Linked DNA regions of Mus musculus: all the other regions are linked to region 1. Evidence: chromatin loops called from intact Hi-C (ENCODE). Cell type or tissue: left cerebral cortex. All regions are shown on one strand.

Region 1 (2,500 bases):
TGAGCAGGCATTTGTATCCTGTTATCTCCCAAGTTCACGGACTTGTCTGCTACAGTGGGTATGGAATTGTGAAGGCAGAGAGTGTGGCTTTGTGGTGAAAACTCTCTTTCTCCCTTAGAGCATGGATCATGTGACACATGTCTTTTCATCCCCCACTCTGCCAAATACACAGGGTACACTCAGAAGGCAGTTCATTGAATCCTTCAAAGATCTATCCATCAACACCCTCATGTACAGATGAGATAAACAGTGATGAGGATCACAGCAAGAAAGAATAAGGGCTGATCCAGCAACTGAAGTCTTGGCTGATAGGTAGGGCTTGGACTTTTCAGCTGAGCTGGCTCCAGGAGTGCCCTCTGTTCTCGCTCCTCACGCTGTGGCCTTGGACAGAGCCTGCCCTTCTCTTAACCTTAATTACTTAATTTCCTTTTTTGGGTATATGTTCCATTTTTACTTGACTTATTGGTGGGTGCGTGAGTGTGTATGAGTGTGTGTGTGTAAGTACATGTGTATGTGTGAGAGTGTGTGTATGAATATGTGTGTACGCCTGTGCGAGTGTGTATGTGTATGGGTGTGTCCACATGAGTGAGTGTATTTGCATGTGTGTATTTGTGTGTGAGTGTATGTGTGTAAGTATGTGTGAGTGTATGTGATGTGTTTATGAGTTTATGTGCACCTGTGCCCCAGAACAGGTATGAATGTCAGAGGACCACTTTTGGAATTTGGCTCTGTTTCCACTGTGGATCCAGGAATCAAACTCAGATAACCAGACTTGTGCAATAAGAGCTTTTATCTACCACATCATCTTGCCAGCCCACTTTCTTTGGTTTTAAGAAGCATCCGGCAGGGAGGGCTCTGTGATAGGAGATGATGAACCTCAAGGGCAGGTTGGACATTCAGGTGACTCATCCATCTGCCCTTCCCTCTCTACCAGTGGTAGAGCTGGTACTAGACAATTCCCTAGGGCTGGGCCTTTTGGCCCTAAGCATGGGCTGCATTACTTAGACGCAGACTATAATTCAGGATAAAGCAATCCCATCTTAGAAAATGGAGTAAGTCTAAGGGATGTTGGCATTTCCTATGATGAACTGGTTGCCACCAAATATCAAACTCTTTAAGAAACTGAGCAACTTTGGTGCCCCCAGTTTAGTGGTGGCCGAAGCCTGGACTGCCTATTAGACAATCCAGTAGCACACAGCAGGCAAATTCTACAAGCTAGCTTCCAACAGGATCTCAGCATCCATGTCTCTGTCAGCGAACAGTGTGGGCAGAGAAGGGAGAAGCAGGGGCAGCTGGGGCACTTCAGGGTGTGTCCTTTTCAGGTTCATCCCTCCAACATCACCCCTCACCCTCAAGCTCAGTCTGATACTGGGAAAACAGGCAGCTCCTGCTTGAATGGGAACTGTAATGTCCAGGTAGGGCAGGAGGTGTCTCTGAGGGTGTAAAACAACCAGACTACTGAATCTAATGGCATATAGGGGTCTGGTTCATGGAATCTCAATTTGCAACCAATTGGCATACTCTTTGTTAAGTCAAGGACATATTGTCAAGGAAATGTTTGTATTGCTAAACACCAATTTAAATTCTACCATATTGGGCCTCAGAAAAATATTTGAAATTTAGTCTTTTCTGATATTATCAATTGCAAAAGGGGGAAGTTGAAGTCTCTGCCCAAATAGCTTTGGCTTGGAAACTTGATGTCTGTATTCCTCAGGAAAGACTGAAAGGAGAGGAGACGTGCCCCAGAAAGCAGAGACTCAGCATAGTCTTCCTGGCATTTCAGCCAGCGGGTGCGGCATCTAGGAAAGTCCCCATCCTCCTGTGCAAAGTCTCTGGCCTACAGGGATGGGATGGCTGGAAAATAACTCTTAATATTATATAATGTTTTGTGCATGAGAAATGTTTTGTTAGAAAATGGGAAAATAAAAGTCATGGGATCACTGAGACACAACATTATCAGTGGCAGGAGACTCTTGCCTCCAGTGGTTCAGGGAACAAGCCTAAGGCTGAGAATAAAACAGTATTCACCTTTTGCTTAAGTCCCAACCTCTATGGGTTGAAATGTTCTATTTTGATTCTTCTGAGAGTTCTTTTCCATAGAAACCGATACTGCGAGCATATCTCAAGTCCTCTACAAAGCACCCCTTTCCATCTATCCCAGGACACCACGGCACCTTCTGAGCAGAGAACAGAGAGGCCTGCTGAGTGATGGCCATACAGTGATTAACTAGGGTTCCGCCTGGGCTGGGGAGAAGCAGTCAGTGGTCCTGTAGAGAGACTGCCATGGATCCTGTCTTGCAAAATAACCAGAGAAGCATCATCAGGTCCCCTGGCTTGACAAGCACCTAAAACATTCTCAATGTCACCACTTTTCCTCCAAATGACAGAGACCCTCTCACTGAAAGGGGGGACAGATGTGTCAACTTAGAAGGAGACAACAGAGCGGAGCAAACAAGAGAGAAGGAAGTCAGTGGTGGGTTAATAGTTACACTGAGAAGAC
Region 2 (2,500 bases), 290 kb after region 1:
TACAAGAGATGGAAGAGAGAATCTCAAGTTCAGAAGATTCCATAGAGAACATGAGCACAACAATCAAAGAAAATGCAAAATGCAAAAAGATCCTAACTCAAAACACCCAGGAAATCCAGGACACAATAAGAAGACCAAACCTAACGATAATAGGTATAGATGAGAATAAAGATTTTCAACTTAAAGGGCTAGTAAATATCTTCAACAAAATTATAGAAGAAAACTTCCCAAACCTAAAGAAAGACATGCCCATGAACATACAAGAAGCCTATAGAACTCCAAATAGACTGGACCAGAAAAGAAATTCTTTCTGACACATAATAATCAGAACAACAAATGCACCAAATAAAGATAGAATATTAAAAGCAGTAAGGGAAAAAAGTCAAGTAATATATAAAGGCAGACCTATTAGAATTACACCAGACTTCTCACCAGAGACTATGAAAGCCAGAAGATCCTGGACAGATGTTATACAGACCCTAAGAGAATACAAATGCCAGCCCAGGCTACTATACCCAGCAAAACTCTCAATTACCATAGATGGAGAAACCAAAGTATTCCATGACAAAACCAAATTCACACAATACCTTTCCACAAATTCAGCCCTTCAAAGGATAATAAAGGGAAAACTCCAACACAAGGAAGGAAACTACGTCCTAGAAAAAGCAAGAAAGTAATTCTTCAACAAACCTAAAAGAAGATAGCCAAAAGAACAGAATCCCAACTCTAACAACAAAAATAACAGGAAGCAACAATTACTTTTCCTTAATATCTCTTAATATCAATGGACTCAATTCCCCAATAAAAAGACATAGACTAACAGACTGGCTATATAAACAGGACCCAACTTTTTGCTGCATACAGGAAACACACCTCAGAGACAAAGACAGACACTATCTCAGAGTAAAAGGCTGGAAAACAAATTTCCAAGCAAATGGTCCCAAGAAACAAGCTGGAGTAGCCATTCTAATATCTAATAAAATCGATTTCCAATCCAAAGTTATCAAAAAAGACAGGGAGGGGCATTTCATACTCATCAAAAATAAAATCTTCCAAGACAAACTTCCAATTCTGAATATCTGTGCTCCAAATGCAATGGCATTCACATTCATTAACGAAACTATAATATGGCTCAAAGCACACATTGCACCACACACAACAATAGTGGGAGATTTCAACACTCCACTCTCATCAATGGACAGATCCTGGAAACAGAAACTAAACAGAGATACAGTGAAGCTAACAGAAGTTATGAAACAAATAGATTTAAAAGATATCTACACAATGGAGTACTACTGAGCTATTAAAAACAATGAATTTATGAAATTCTTAGGCAAATGGATGGATCTGGAGGATATCATCTTGAGTGAGGTAACCCACTCACAAAAGAACACACATGATATGCACTCACTGATAAGTAGATATTAGCCCAGAAACTTAGAATACCCAAGATACAATTTGCAAAACACATGAAACTCAAGAAGGAAGACCAAAGTGTGGATACTTCACTCCTTCTTAGAATTGGGAACAAAATACCCATGGAAGGAGTTACAGAGACAAAGTTTGGAGCTGAGATGGAAGGAAGGACTATCCAGCGACTGCCCCACCTGGGGATCCATCCCATATACAACCACCAAACCCAGACACTATTGCATATGCCAGAAAGGTTTTACTGACAGGACCCTGATATAGCTCTCTCTTGTGAGGCTATGCCAGTGTCTGGCAAATACAGAAGTGGATGCGCACAGTCATTTATTGGATGGAACACAAGTCCCCTAATGAAGGAGCTAGAGAAAGTATCCAAGGAGCTAAAGGGGTCTGCAGCCCTATAGGAGGAACAACAATATGAACTAACCAGTACCCCCTAGAGCTGTGTCTCTAGTTGCATATGTAACAGAGGATGGCCTAGTCGTGTGAACTTAGGAACATCTCTGGTCGTGGGAACCAAGGGCCATTGTCTAGATCCCCAGCATCCCCTATGCTTCCCTGTGTCACAGTGCTGAGCCCACTGGTGATGCATCTGACGTCCCTCCCATGTCTCTTCCTGAAGATGAGGCCGAGCTGATGAATGGTTTCTGTGTTCTGGGACCCCAAAAAGGCCTCACACGGTTGTGCCGGGTGAGAAATGTGCAACAGAGAGCAAGTCAAGGGACAGCGGGCAGCAGCTCACGACGGGCTCCAGAGAAAAGCTGATTTCCAGCCATTTTCATTTTTTTTTTTCATTTATTTACTAGGGGTTTGGGGGTGCACACACATTCACAAGTGAGAGTATGGAAGAGGCCAGAGAGAAAATTGTGGGAGTCAGTTCTCCCCTTCTGCCTGTGGAATTGACTTAGTTTGTCAGGTTTGCCAGCAAACACCTTTACCTGCTGAGCCATCTTGCTGGTCCTAAATTAATTAATAATTAATTGACTAGCACACCACAGAACACTTGTGAAAGTCAGAGGACAACTTCTGTGGGTGTCAGTTCTCTCTTTCCACTTTGTTTTGAGAGGAGGGC
Region 3 (2,500 bases), 300 kb after region 1:
GGAGAACTCCCTACAGCACAGCTCAGGGGTGACAAGTCCTCTCAGCTTTTGTTTGTTTTTTCTTTTTAATTGTGTATGTGGACACACACATGCAGGCGCTTGTGAAAGCCAGAAGAAGGCGTCACATCTCATGGAGCTGGAATTTTAGGTGGTAGTGAACCTCTCAACCAGCGTTCTGAGACTGAACTTGGGTCCTCTACAAGAGAAGTATGTACTTTGAACTGCTCAGCCACCCCTCCAGTCCCTGCCTTTCCTTTGGAAGTCCATTTTATGTGGATAAAGAGCTGTGGGTTTTCCTCTTCATCCCCATGTTGTTGTTTTTTTCTGTTCCAGTTTGCAGTGTCAGCATTTGCACACCCGTTATTATTTTTCATTTTGTGGATGTTATCTATTATTTATTTGTTTGCAAAATTAATTATTGCCTGGTACTGGATATCAAATCTGGGGCCTTGAGCACGCCAGGCAAGTGCTCTATCGGTGAGCTGCATCTCAGCCCCTTCTGCAGAGATTTTGCTCTACTACCTGGAGGGGGGGGTTCTTTTTTTCTTTTTTCTTGGATATTTTATGTATGCAGTGGAGGTTTCTTTATTTCATCCTTCACAGGAAATTTCTTGGATCTATATGCTTAGAATTGCCATACACTTTAAATTTTTTTCAGTCATGATTTTTCTAAATATACTGAAACTTTATTATTTTTCCCCTCCTGGTAACTTAAGAATTTTGTTGTTGTTGTTGTTTGGTTTTTTGTTTGTAATTTGGGTCTTATTTCAGTGGATTTGGAGTTCAGATCCAGGACCTTGCACATGCTAGAAAGTGCTAGACTACAGAGCTGCATCATTACCAACTCTGTGATTCGGTTTCAATCATTTCTACTTCCTTGCCTTCCAATTCACTAATCTTTCCTTCTACAGTGTTTTACCTGCTGTTAATTTTATCCTCTACACTTATTTTTAAAAAAAGACTTTATTTGTATTTGTGTGTGTATTCATGTATATACACACATGCAGGTGACCACAGAGGCTAGAAAAGGGTGTTAGATCCACTGGAACTGGAGTAAAACCTCTTTGCGAGCCACTCCACGTGAGGACCAGAACTGACCTCAGGTCCTCTCCAAGAGCAGCAGATGCTTTGAACCAGTGAGTCAGCTCTCAGTACAAGACTTGAAAAAGACCTTTTAAAGAAAAGTTCCACGTTGTTACCAGGCCTGGTGTTTGTCTTCTGGATTTGGGTCATTCTGACTTGTGTGGTGGGACTCCATTGTTGATGTGCAGTTTCCTAATCACCAAAAAATGCTGGGTATGTCCTCACTTGCCACCTGCATACCTTCTCACCAAAGGATCTGCTCAAGTCTTGCCCATTTAAAAAAATCAGGGGCTGTGGAGGCATCTCAGCCTGTAAAGTGTTTGCCTTGTAGGCAAAGGGATTTGAGTCTGGTCCCCAGAATCCACAGGAGACACATGCTATCCCAGTGCAGGGAGGTGGTGGCAACTGGATCCTGGAGTTTTCTGGTCGGCCAGTCTAACCTACTTGGCAAGTTCCTATACACTCAGAAACCCTGCTTTTAAATAAGCAAACAATAAATTGATTAAAAAGTGGATGGTGCCCGAGGCTGTCCTCTGGCCTCCCCACATGTGTGTGCATTTGCACACACATGAACATGTATGCGCATTTGCACACACATGAACATGTATGCACACATGGAAAAGAACAGTTTTGTTCTCTTATTGAATTAAAAACATTCTCTATTTTGAATAAAGCTCTTTATCAGATGTCTCTGTAAACATTTCCTCTCGTTCCATGGATTTACTCCTTATTCCTTTAGCAACATCCCCTGAAGAGCATGTCCTCTCATTTCATTGCAGGTCAGCTTATTGATTCTTGTACAAATCTTGCCTTGAGTGTTATACATCTGAAAGGTCATCAGCAAATCCAAGGTCATGGTTCTCTCTTCTATCTTCTTAGAGCCTTATGTTTACATCTGAGCTGATCTCTGTGATGATTATAACAAGATCTGTATCAAAGTTTCTCTTTTTCTACATGGATGTCTAGTTGTTGCAACAGCATTAACTAAAAACATGGTCTTTCTTCTATCCAACTGCCTATGCCTCTGTCAGGTGTTGGCTGATTAATATGGATCTAGTTTCAGGACTCTCCTGTTCCCTTGATCTATCTGTTCATTGTTTTACCAGATCACACTGTAGTTTGCTGCTTTTGAGAGAGGGTCTTATGTAGCTCAGGCTGGCCTTAGACTCCTGATCCTCTTGCTCCCACCCCCCCAGTACTGAGGTTACAGACACGTAACTTAGTAACTTACATAACCTTGGTTGCTACAACTTTATATTAAATGTTACCCTTTTCTACCTTTTGAGACATGGTCTTACTACATTGCCCTGGTTGGTCTAGAACATATGACCTCCTGCCCTAGCTTCTCGAGAGCTGGGATTGTAACAAGCATATTGTATCTGGGCATAAAGTAAGCCTTAAGTCTGGATAATGTCAG

The links. Peaks named below come from ENCODE experiments on the same cell type or tissue, not always from the same donor. Only the 100,000 strongest peaks of a DNase experiment are listed, where the experiment ranks them.
Region 2: it touches region 1 in a loop (1.9-fold over the local background); 2 of 42 quality-filtered maps call a loop at or near these places.
Region 3: a loop joins it to region 1, with 2.1 times the contacts of the local background. A loop is called at or near these places in 2 of 42 quality-filtered maps.

What each region holds. Positions count from the first base shown.
Region 1 is chr7:99,763,991-99,766,490 of GRCm38, forward strand. No RefSeq gene overlaps it. Among named protein-coding and RNA genes, the nearest start is that of Olfr521, 1.9 kb to the right of the region's middle. In left cerebral cortex, no CTCF peak of the experiment used is centred here; no DNase peak of the experiment used is centred here.
Region 2 is chr7:100,053,771-100,056,270 of GRCm38, forward strand. No RefSeq gene overlaps it. Among named protein-coding and RNA genes, the nearest start is that of Chrdl2, 49 kb to the left of the region's middle. In left cerebral cortex, no CTCF peak of the experiment used is centred here; no DNase peak of the experiment used is centred here.
Region 3 is chr7:100,063,481-100,065,980 of GRCm38, forward strand. No RefSeq gene overlaps it. Among named protein-coding and RNA genes, the nearest start is that of Pold3, 57 kb to the right of the region's middle. In left cerebral cortex, no CTCF peak of the experiment used is centred here; no DNase peak of the experiment used is centred here.